Regions from separate parts of the Homo sapiens genome. Here regions 1, 2 and 3 are each linked to region 4. Evidence: chromatin contacts called from ENCODE Hi-C or POLR2A ChIA-PET data. All regions are on one chromosome and are shown on one strand. The core of a region is the stretch at or near the end of the contact, and the rest is flanking DNA. Distances in the headings are between cores, read along the strand shown.

Region 1 (2,700 bases), core at 34-2,533, 960 kb after region 4:
AAAAGTATATGAAATCTGGGGAACTTCAGGTAGTAGTCCAACGTGGCTTATGGGCAGGCTATGTGTGGTGATAAGAGATAATTTTCAAAAAAGAGAAAATAATGGCTGTCATGGATGAACATGTATTAAAGATTATATTCTCCCATCAGGCAGATTTTATAAACATTGGTTCAAAGGGTAAGTCCAAACAACAAACATTCTAGACCAGGAATGAAGTGAATGTGGAAATGGAGGCAAAACTAGCTTCTTCCACAGTGAAAATGGGAAGTCAATTAAACTTCTATTGGACAGAATTTGGATTTCTATAGACCGTTATTTTGTGTTGCTATCGCTTATCTATAATTTACAGAGTTGTAAAATAACTCCCATAGAATCAGAATCAGATAATTCAGAAGGGTGACTTCTATGTAGTTTTCCATCAAAGCACAACTTTTACCCTACAGTGGCAGTAAGAGAAAACTAGTTAATTTTTCAGAGGCCACATCAGATAGGGTCACAGATACCACACCAGAGTTTGGATTTCTGTTAGTTTTAGTCTTTGAGCAAAAGAAGTTCATGAAGGGTCAAACTGAGAAGTGCTAGGATCTCCTGTCATCGGAGAGGCATGGCCTGGCAAGGAGGTGGACGTTTGACTGGAATAGCTCAAGGATGGATTCAGAGGCTTGATGCAGTAGGTCAGTCAAGAAAGTCTGAGGGCCAGAGCCACGGTAATGGCAAACGGGAGAGTGGCTGACAAACAAAATACAGTCAAGTAGATCTAGTGAAAGTGGATGTGAGGGATGAAGTAGAAAGAAGGTTGTCTCTGATGGTTTCTAGGTTTCTGGCTTAAACAATTAGGCGCATGGTGGCGCATCCACCTATGTGAAAGGAGCAAGCTTGTGAGGAGCGATGAGCTGGTTTGCCCATCTGAGTGTGAGGTGCCTGTGGAATATGGAATATCCGGGTGAATATATCAGGAAGACAGTTAGACAGGGGCTTCTAGGAGACTTGGTGTGGAGTTACAAGCCACTGACAGTGGCCTTTGCGAGCAGCCAAGGCGCGAAGAGCAGCAGCTGGGAGAATGAGCCCTGAACGGTTCCAGGAAGCTCAGCCTAGTGGAAGGGCCAACGGAGGCCTGTTATGTGATGAGCCCCACTACAGTCCCTCGCAATGCAATCGGGCGCGGCCACTGCCTCCCTCGGAGCTCCGCGAGAGGCCCTCCAAAAAGACGCTGGCACGGAACTCGCGGCTCTCCTGCCCGTTGGATCCCGAAGCACCAGTCGGGGCCCCAGACACGAGGCCCCACTTCCGCTTACGCGCCCCACTTCCGCTTCCGGCCCCGGGCTGTGGTGACTGGCGGTGTGGGGTGGGTCAGAGGGCAGTAGGTACCTCCAGGCGGGAGCAGCGTTTGCACCGCGGTGGGTTCCTGCGAGCTGGTGCAGAGGGGCCCCAGCGGGCCGGCCCCGGGGCACATGCGACGACCTCCACCCCTGGGCCCCACGACGGCCTCAGGGCCTGAAGGCAATGTGCGAAACCTGCAGAAGCGGCAGGCGCCAGGGCCAGGCGCGGCGGGAGGCTGTGGCCCTGAGGCCGGGGGGTGCCGGGAAAATAAGCAAAAGAGGAGAATGGTGGCCCGGGCCACCCCTGGGAGAGGCGAGGTGGAAAGTGATAAGTCGGTTGCAGCATCAGGGGCTGGAAAGGCCGCAAGGCGTCAGGTGGAGGGGCGCAGGGGCCCGGTGAGCCCGTCAGACTCGTCAGACCCGCGAGGCCTAGAAGCAGCAAAGGAGGCTGAACTCCCCTTGCAAACGGAAAGACACAGTAAGAAAGCATCCACGATCACTTACCTTTAGCCCTTGTACCTCAGCGTGCTCCATCTTTGTTTTACCACTAGTCTTTAACTTGAACCTGCATGGTTATTTCTGATGCACATAGTTGACCAGGAGATGGGAAAAATGGATTTCCTTAAAAGGGGTGTTCCCTGTTAGGAATCCTTGGTCAGAATTATGATAGGAGGAATTCCTACTTGTGGTCCATTTTGGCTAGTATGAGATGACGATGTTATAAGGGTTATTCAGTTGCCTTAGAATTTATACAGGTTTATATGTAATTCCTTAACAGAAATTAAGGCTTTCATTTAAAAACAAATGTGTATTTACATACAGCTGTTCAGGGAAATAAAAATGATAGCCTCACAATTTTTAATTTCAATGATAATTGCATTTTCCTCCTCAATATAAAATCTTTTCTGATATATTTTGTTGTTTTGATCAGCCAAGGAAAAAAGAAAAGTTACTGAAGCCTCAAGTGATGATCCACAGCCAGGGCTTGACTTGGTAAGAAAGGAATCATTAACCAGTTCGGAATCTTTCCAAACAGTGGAATGCTTGCAGTCTTTGGGTAAGGAAAGTATAATAGAAGGTATTAAAAGAAGAATTCGAAATAAAAAACTTAAAAGCTTAGAAAACCCACCTCTCAAAATAACCGAAAATGAGGCTACACAAAATATTAAGGTTGAATTCCAAGATGAACTGTACAAGAATACTCCAAAATATTCTTGTAATATCTTGTCACCTGAAGTAGAAAATAATTCCGTTTTAAAATTACGTGATTGCAATTGTTTCCCCCATTCCAAGGGTTGTAATGATGAAAACAACCTGCCATATAAACCTGATGGTGGATGTATGCATGTAGCAGAAAATTTCTCAAAGAAAGAAAACCTTA
Region 2 (2,700 bases), core at 142-2,641, 700 kb before region 4:
ACTAAACTTGATAGGACCTTTTACACTGATAATGTTATTAAATGCTTGTAACTATAAGGTAGACATAATCTATACCGGATAGGTGGGAAAACTGCAGCTGTAAGGCTCAAGAGGTAAAGCTAGATTCAACCCAGACTTCCTTACTTCAAATATTCTAAAGCCTAGGATCTTTCCACCACATCCTTCTTCTACAAATCCAACTTTGGGAATTACAGCTACTCCCTTTCTCTAAAATAATTTCTTCTCCTTAGAGCACTAATAAGCTAATCAGAGACCTGTTGGTAGAGGAAGGAGCCTGAGATTACACTTGTTACAACTGCTCTTTATCCACTGTATTACCTTGAAGTCAGGTTGTCCTCTCTATGATCATGTTACTTTTTGAATTTAGTTGATTTCTAAGTTATTCTAAGAATAAAAAACACTGACTCCAAGATGGCTTCTGTTGCAAATGCAAACACTTAAATCAGAGCTATTAACATTGTCCAAAATGTACTTTCCAGAGGAAACACTATTTGTTTATTTAATTCTATCTGGCAACGTTAAACCATTTCCAGTTGCTTCCATTTTTCATTTTACTAAAATTATCTTTAGTGGGATCAACTCTTCTCTGCAAAATGTAATTAAATATTACCCTATATGTTGGTTCTGAGCTGTATTTTTTTCTGACCATGTCACAAATTTCACCAATTACTTTTCACACTGGCAATAGTCTTCCGTGGCTTTTATTTCTACAAACCTAATTTTTCCCCGAGTGCTTTATCCTTCTGGCTCTGGAGGTACATGTGTAAATCTGTAATGAACACAAAACCTGTAATGGAACGTCCTACACCTAGTGCTCTGAAAAGTTGGTTCAGTGTATCCAATATTTAAAGTCTAATAACACGGGCATGCTAAGGGAAGTTTGCTATTCAGATTAAACAATGCTCTGACGTGAGCTTCGTGAATGGTTAAAGAAACAATCGTCCCCTTTCTCACTCCCCATCTCTTCCAACTGGGAGAAGCCCTTGGCGCCCATCTGTCAGCCCAGGGTTCCTGCAGGCGCGTGCCTTGGGTGGCCCCGGGGTCCGGGAACAGGCTGACGGGAGAAAGGGGACAGAGGACTCCAAGAAGCCCAGTGAAGCCCCGTGGGGAGCCCCATGGTCAAGGCCGGGACTGAGGGCCGGGTGGGCCCTGGGCCGCCTCCACCTCTGGGCCCGCCCTGCGCCACACCCTAACCCGCCTGCTCTTGGCTAACGGGCCGCGGCACCCGCCTCCGCCCGCCAGCCCTCACCTCGCCCGGACGGCGGCCTTCGGAAGTCGGCGCCTGCCAGCTACCCGCCGCCTCCTCAGCAATCTTAGCCGACCGGGAGGGCTCGGCCCAGGTCACCGGCAGCCCAGGCGCAGGTAGGCCGTGGTGCGCGTGCGCGAGTCTTGAGCCACCCCACCTCCCCCCTACCCCGCATTCGCTGCTGCTAAGCGACACCCGCACCCAAACCGACCAATCCCGGCGCGCCTCCACAGCCCCCGTCCCGGCGAAGGCGCGAACGTAGTGGTTCTTAAAGGGCTGCGACCCAAACGGAGAGGGAGTGTGACGGGGGCGCGCGCCTCCCAACTTTCTTCCCACCTCCCGGCTCTCACCGCGGCGGTTTGAGATCCAAGCCTGTAATTCTCACGTCCGGAGGTGAGAAGGAGCCTTCGTGATCTAAGCTCGATTCCTGCCGGGGTAGCAACCGGACTGACGTCTGGAGGCGGGGAGGCTCCGCGTGACAGAGTGATAACGCCCGGGGCGTATGTTCTGCGGTCCGCGCGGCTGGGCGGGAGGCCCGAGATAGGCAAACCAAAGAGCACAACCTACTGCCAGCCTGGATGGGGCGCCAAAGTCCGACCCAGGGGGACACACCCCAAGCTGGGGACCGAGGCACCCACAGATGGATGACTGGCTGGAAGGAGATTAGGTAGGTAGCAGAGTCCGTCCATTTATTCATTTAGCAAGTATTGAGCACCTGCTATGTGCCAGGGGTTGTGGACAAAGCGAGGAATTCCTGACACGAAAAACTATGTTAAGAGAGGAGGCAGGGTGAGAGCACCCTTCAAACAATCAAACACCTGTATAAATACAAACTGCTCTTCAGGGAGGAGCAGGGGTTTTGGGAGAATTTACAGAAGCTTCTAGGCTGGTGTTGGGAATCACAGGAGGCTAACTAGGCAAAGGGGAGAGGAAGTGTGTTTCAGATGGAGAGATTAGCATGTATATAAGAACTCTGTGGAAGGCAGCAGAGCTCCTTTGAGGGATGAAAAGAAACCCAGAAAGGGGGAAATGGAAAGTTAGTGCTTAATAGGTACAGAATTTCAGCTGGAGAAGATGAAACAGTTCTGGAAATGGATAGTAGTGATGATCACACAACAATGTGAATGTACCAAATGCCACAGATCTGCACACTTAAAAATGGTTATGTACATTTTACCACAAAAAGAAAAGAAACTCAGAGTTTAGAGAATAAAGGAGTGGAGTGAGATCCACTAGAGCGAATAGAAGGGGCAGGACCATGTAGGATTTTATGGACCATAGTGGAAAGTTTAGGACCATAGAACACTGGTCAAAATTGCATTTTATAAAACTCACTTTGGCTGCTAAAGTGCAGATCAAAATGGAGAAGTCTCAACAGAGCTATGGTGGGACTGGCCTGGGAGCCAGTGCAGTCATCTGGGCAAGAGAGAATG
Region 3 (2,700 bases), core at 183-2,682, 610 kb after region 4:
GCAGATTATATGTCCGTTCATTTCCTGGTCATAAAATGCCACCTGCCTAGACCCCCCACTGTTGCCTCAAATATCAAACCAATGTTGTCTTGTGGGGCAGACGGTGGCAGGTTTGGGGTCTGCAGGTCTCCACATGCACACACAAAGCTGTTTAGAACGTCAAGAAAATCAGTCATTCACACAGCTGCGCTGCTCATGCGTGACAGGCTGACTTTAAATATTTGTCACTCCAACTAGCTGACATAGGGGGAGGGGAAGCTGGTAGAATGAAAGGGGAAGAAAATTAACAGAAACCCTAATTGCCCAGGTTTGCTGCCTTGAATATTTCTGCAGTAGCTCTGCGGCAAGCAGCACCATCAACGTTTTCAGACCTGACAATGGGAAAGTTGCCACGGAGTCAAAGACCCAGCCAAAGAGGCAATTAATACCTCCTTTTTTATTTTAGAGACATCATCTATCTCTCTGCCCTGAAAAAAAAAAATGGCTTGAGAATTCTTTCCTAGTTCCTTTTTCCAAAGTGCCCTTATTTTACCACGTCCTTTGCTGAGTCTTGTGCAGTCCTGGGAGCATCTGAATAAACTGAATTTCCCAAATGTTTCAAGTATCTGCAATCATATAAAGTCTTTCTCTTGAAACTTGGCACAGTCTAATGAAATAACTGAGGTATTTTTTTTGAAGGCTGTATTTTGTTTATTAAGAAAGATTGCCTGGAGCAATAACACCCAGAATTGAGAAAGAAAACGGGCACACTTATTCTACTTGGAGGTGAGTGTACTGAGCCCACCCTTCTAGATAATAGTTTGACCCCTTTAAAAGTGTGATGATCTTTGACCTGGCAATCCCATTTGTCCCAAGGAAATAGTGTGTATAAAAAATTGCTGCATTCTGGTGTCCATCATTTATAATAGCAAAAGTTGGGGAGCAACTGAAAAGTCAAAAAATAAGGCTAGTGACAAGTTAAGTCATGGCAAATTTGTATAATGAAATACGGTGTAGTCATTAAAAACATTTGTAGTAGAATATTTGATATGGGGAAATGTTCGTGATGCATTATTAAATATAAAAATTATAAAACACCATGTACATTATGATACTGTTTTAAATTTCTTTTAATCAATTTTGTGATAGTATATGCTTAGAAAAAAATCACTAGATTTTCAACAACGTATAGTATTATGGGGTGGAGAGCTGAGATTATGGGGAACTTTTAGTTTCTTCTTTGTCCTTTCCTGTATTTTCCTACTATAATGCATCACTTAAAGTCAGGGAAAAAAAATCAGAAGTGTGATCAAAGCTTATGTTTTGTCACATTTAAAAGATGCTACGAATCAGTTTAACATGCCAGTGCCCTTTATTTGATAAAGTACCATGTGTGAGATCCCACTTTGCCACGCCAAAGTCAATGACTCTGATGTTTTCCGTGCCGCTGAGTCACACGGTAGGCTACCTCTGGGTTTTCGATGAACTGAACTGTTATTTCAGAGGGAGGGAGGCGAAAAGGATTCATTATTCAATGCGTTTCAAACCGGAGTCCAGGGGGGCGGGGGGGGGCGGGCCTGCGTTTAAAAAATAACGCGTAATGGAGTTAAGATGCAGATTCTGGAGCCAGACTGTCTGAGTTCAAAGGCTCCTAATAGCTGGGCTCCTTAACCTCTCTGTGCCTCACTTCCTCGTCCGGAAATTGAAGCTAATAAGAGCACTGACTTCCCTGGGCGGCGGTTGAAGGCTACCTGTGTGGATCTGGGCACAGCGAAGAGCGGAGCCTTAACAGGGTGAGCACGCCGGTTGCGCGCTCTCCAGAGCAGCCCAGCATCTCCCGCCAGCCTCGCTGCCCGCTCCGCCCCGGCGCAGGGGCCCCAAGCCCACAGGCAACGCCAGCGCGCTCCCAACCGCTGGAGACAGAAACAATGTGCGCGCGCACACGGCCCACGTGCACGCGCGCACGCCCACGCGGCATACAGGCGCGCACGTGCACACGCGCGCCTGCACAGCTCTGCGGCTCTGCTCCGGCCCCACAGGCCCATCTTAAAGTGTTTCGTGCTCTAACTTACCAAACACGTGGCAGCCGGCAGAACGAAAAGGAAAATAAATGAACTGCGACGAAATAAAGCAGGCCTTTCCGCAGTCGGCCACGTCCAACAGCCACTTGGTTCCTAGCGCTTTCTCGTTACCCGGCTTGGGCAAAGCCAGGGAAGAAGGGGATAGGACATAGGGATGGGTTAACAAAGCGGGAGCAACAGACCAAAGTAACCTCCTTGTATTGCCCCCCACCCCTCATCCCCTGGGGACACCGGCCTGGCTCCCGTGGGACCAGCATCGCCATCCCTGTCCCCTGTACGAGACTCTCCGCTGGGCCGAGGGCCGGGCTTGTGTTTGGGAAGGTGGGTGCCAGGGCCCGTGCTCAGCGACCTTCCAGAGCAACTGCATCAAATGATGCTGGCTTTCTTCCCAGCCAGTCCCCAGCCACACCCATAGGGGACAGCAGTGGCAGCCCGGGACTCTATTTCCTGCCTACCCCTGGACAGGAAAGCCACCCGCAGGCGCCTTCACCTTGGTCCACGTCTCACTCGGATGATTCAACAAGGCTCTTTGGGAAAAAAAATTGAATTCGCCATTGAGAACACACATAAGAAACCAATAATCATTTTTGGTTTTTATGATGGAAACAGGCACAAAAATCACAATTTTATATAGGTTCAA
Region 4 (2,700 bases), core at 182-2,681:
TGATATCTCCCTGAGGAGAAAAGTGCATGGTCTTCCTGATTTCTAGCAACAAAAGGACAAATTCTACAAATCCAAGTTAGGAGCTCTTGCTTAATATGCTGCTACAGTTACGATTTCCATGTCAAAATGAGATGACTCTTTTATGGTCTTTTCAGGTCAGAGTGATCCCAGGTGGGACCCTAAGGCGCAGAGGCCTAATCTGAGGCTTTCCCTGGTGCTCTCCCACCACCTGATGCAAGGGTATTAGGGTAACTGGGAGTCCCCTTGATCAGAAAACCCTATGTTATTACCCTAAGAATCAAACTGTTTGCACCTCCCAACAATCCACTCCTGCTTCCCAATCATCTTCAGACATGCAAAGTTGATGCATAGAAGCTAAAAGGCTTTTGACATTTGCAGGTCAACAGAGATTTGCTAAAACCATCTAGATTTCTCTTCGCAGTCCAGTCAATTCAACCAAGCCTGCAGCATCTCCGCAGCTCTTCTGGCTTGTGTCCTTCCTTGCTAGGGGTCCTTTCTTGGGGAAGGGTGGACACAACGTGGGAACAGAAGGGGAAAAGCAGGTTGAAGAAATCTGGCGTCTGGTTTGTTGGTGTTCCCTTCCAGGAACCCTGAAGAGCTGGTCTCTATTGCATGCCATGCTTCCAGGGGTGGGAGTCGGGAGTCCCCTCCCACCCTCTGCGGCCATCCCTAAGCTCCCTTCCAGAGCAACCTGGCCTGGCGACCATACCACTGAACCATCAAGGGCTATGGTTAATGCCCGGCGTGTTTTGAATCTCTGACTTCACGTGCTTTGATGTGTCCCCACGACCGTTTACTTTTCTATGCTGTTGCCAGAGGCTGCCTAGCAGGGCCTGTGTCTCCCGCTGACCTTTAAGGCCAGCACTGCATTCAGATGTTGGGCTTTTCCAATTTTGCTTAAATAACAACAAAATCAACCGAATTTTTTCAAATTAGAGTCCCAGGGAGAAGAAACTACAGAGAAAAAAATCATATTATGTATATATATGTATATACATATGTGCATGTGTGTATGTATATGTATTTTTACAATTTTTTTATCCTTGTTTAAACCTGGGCGGGAACCAAAGAGTAAAGCGCGTGCGGCTCCCTGCCCCCTGCCGCCAAGACGCAGTCCTGTACAGACGCGGTCCCTTCCCTCCGATTTCCCCTGACAGCTCGCGCTACTTTTTCCCGGCCATTGTTCCGTGTCCCTGGTGCTTCCTCCTCCCCCGTCCTCCATCCTCCTTGGGCGCCTTGCCCGCTTTGTCCCGCCAGCCGCCTCAGCCCCGACTCGCCGGGGTCAGAAAGCCGCCAGGATGCCCTCCAGCAGCCCGCGCGCCGGCCGCAGGTGCGCGCCGCCCCGCCCTGCCCTTCCCGCGGCCCCGCCCCAGCGCTGACGTCACAGTGACGCGCAGCCCGCGCAGGCGCAGCTACCCGGCACCCCCTCCCCGCGGCCGGCAGCCCGCTCGGTATTATGATTAGCGCTGGGTGCGGGGTTTCGGCGGCCGGGAGGGAGTTGTCGGCGCCGCGGCCGCTGCGGACGGACGCTCGCCTGCCGGCTGAGGTAGGGGCGAGCGCGGAGCGCGGCGGGGCGCGGCGGCCGTAGGCAGGGGTGCGGGGCCGGCCTCCGCCGCCTCAGTAGCCTCCGCTGTTGCCGGGCTGGGCGCCCGGGCCGGGGCGCTCGCCGCAGGCGGAAAGTAAGTTGCGCTCTCGGCGCCGGCCGCAGCGCGCGGCCCGGGAGGACGCGGGGCCCGGGCTGCGGTGGCCCGGACCCCGCGGCGCGGCCTGGCGGCGGGGCGGCGGCGGGGCCCGGCGGGAGCCGTCACTGCGGCGGCGGCCGCGGTCGCCTGGAGGCCCTGCCCTTGCGGCCGCGGCGGGATTGCGGCACCTCGGAAGGCGCCCGCATCCCCGCGCCCCGCCCCGGAGCGGGCCGAGTGCGGCGCCCGCGGGGCCCCGCGCCCTGGGCGCTTGGTAGGGTGTGTGTTCTTTGAATGCGTTTTCCCCTTTCAGAAGACTGTAGAAATCCGGCCTCAGCAAAAGGGTTCCGTGGTCAAACTGCTTTACAATAGAGTGGGGATGTTGTCTGTAGAGAAAGGGCAAAGGGGTAAGGAAAGAGGAGCAGTGCCATTCCCGAGGGAGAGCTAGAATTTTTGCAGACTGGGAGACTGGGAAATCTACGTTCTTTTCCATAGTCATCGCCTGTTGATTTCTTTCTGGTCCATTTTACAGGGACCTTCCTGCCTTTTACTTGGACTTGGGTTGCAGGAAAGTGGCAGCCTTTTATCTTCGGGGTTCTTGGAGCTGTGCTATTTGTAACTGTTGGATCGCATACAGTCCAGTAGTTTCATAGGGAGTTTCAGGCTTTGGGGAGAATTTAGCAGTGGAGTTCCTAAATCTATAGAGGTCTGAGGATATGGGACCTTTCAAACTGTCATGTTACTTTCCACCCCCCTTCCCTTTAATTATGTGCATTCTTAAAGTCTTAGGAACCGTGGTAAAGTTGACTTAATGCCTTAAACATTTTGTCAGGTTTTAAGGTGAAGCATGGCTTGCAAGTGTTGGACATCCTGTTGAATCTCCACCAAGTTCCTATCAAACATGAAATGCCTGAGTTTGGGCTCCTTGTATGGGATTGGAGCACTATGTCCCAAACCAGTCTTTAACTTATCAGAATATATACAGCAGTGTACTTTAAAG

Evidence for each region. A loop is a pair of places that touch in the nucleus more often than their neighbours do. ChIA-PET counts read pairs that join two places held with the same protein, here RNA polymerase II (POLR2A). Pooled maps may share reads with other maps.
Region 1: a map of endothelial cell of umbilical vein shows a loop between it and region 4 (5-fold over the local background). The contact joins the promoter of TOPAZ1 here to the promoter of SNRK in region 4. A Hi-C loop is called at or near these places in 1 of 168 maps with a recorded cell type or tissue (endothelial cell of umbilical vein) and 2 of 50 pooled maps.
Region 2: a loop to region 4 is called in a pooled map, with 7 times the contacts of the local background. The contact joins the promoter of SEC22C here to the promoter of SNRK in region 4. A Hi-C loop is called at or near these places in 1 of 168 maps with a recorded cell type or tissue (CD8-positive, alpha-beta T cell), 2 of 37 single-sample maps with no recorded cell type and 12 of 50 pooled maps. POLR2A ChIA-PET finds 5 or more read pairs at or near these places in 2 of 52 experiments (IMR-90 and activated B cell).
Region 3: a loop to region 4 is called in a pooled map, with 5 times the contacts of the local background. The contact joins the enhancer-like site here to the promoter of SNRK in region 4. A Hi-C loop is called at or near these places in 3 of 37 single-sample maps with no recorded cell type and 3 of 50 pooled maps. POLR2A ChIA-PET finds 5 or more read pairs at or near these places in 1 of 52 experiments (PC-9).

The regions. Positions count from the first base shown.
Region 1 is chr3:44,240,603-44,243,302 of GRCh38, forward strand. TOPAZ1 (testis and ovary specific TOPAZ 1) reads left to right here and starts at 1,284. Exons shown (of 20, transcript NM_001145030.2): 1 at 1,284-1,797; 2 at 2,251-2,700. The coding sequence starts at 1,452.
Region 2 is chr3:42,580,576-42,583,275 of GRCh38, forward strand. SEC22C (SEC22 homolog C, vesicle trafficking protein) reads right to left here and starts at 1,392. Exons shown (of 7, transcript NM_032970.4): 1 at 1,271-1,392. It also overlaps a transcript of SS18L2 not described here. RefSeq lists enhancers at 859-1,685, 1,678-1,807 and a silencer at 1,148-1,477.
Region 3 is chr3:43,892,504-43,895,203 of GRCh38, forward strand. The region is part of intron 1 of LOC107986081 (a long non-coding RNA gene); the gene reads right to left. Among named protein-coding and RNA genes, the nearest start is that of ABHD5, 200 kb to the left of the region's middle. Within about 2 kb of position 1,433, at least 7 of the 41 ENCODE cell types and tissues checked have a DNase peak (open chromatin) inside an H3K27ac peak, as active enhancers do.
Region 4 is chr3:43,285,109-43,287,808 of GRCh38, forward strand. SNRK (SNF related kinase) reads left to right here and starts at 1,432. Exons shown (of 7, transcript NM_017719.5): 1 at 1,432-1,567. RefSeq lists an enhancer at 1,172-1,672 and silencers at 1,277-1,676, 1,917-1,966.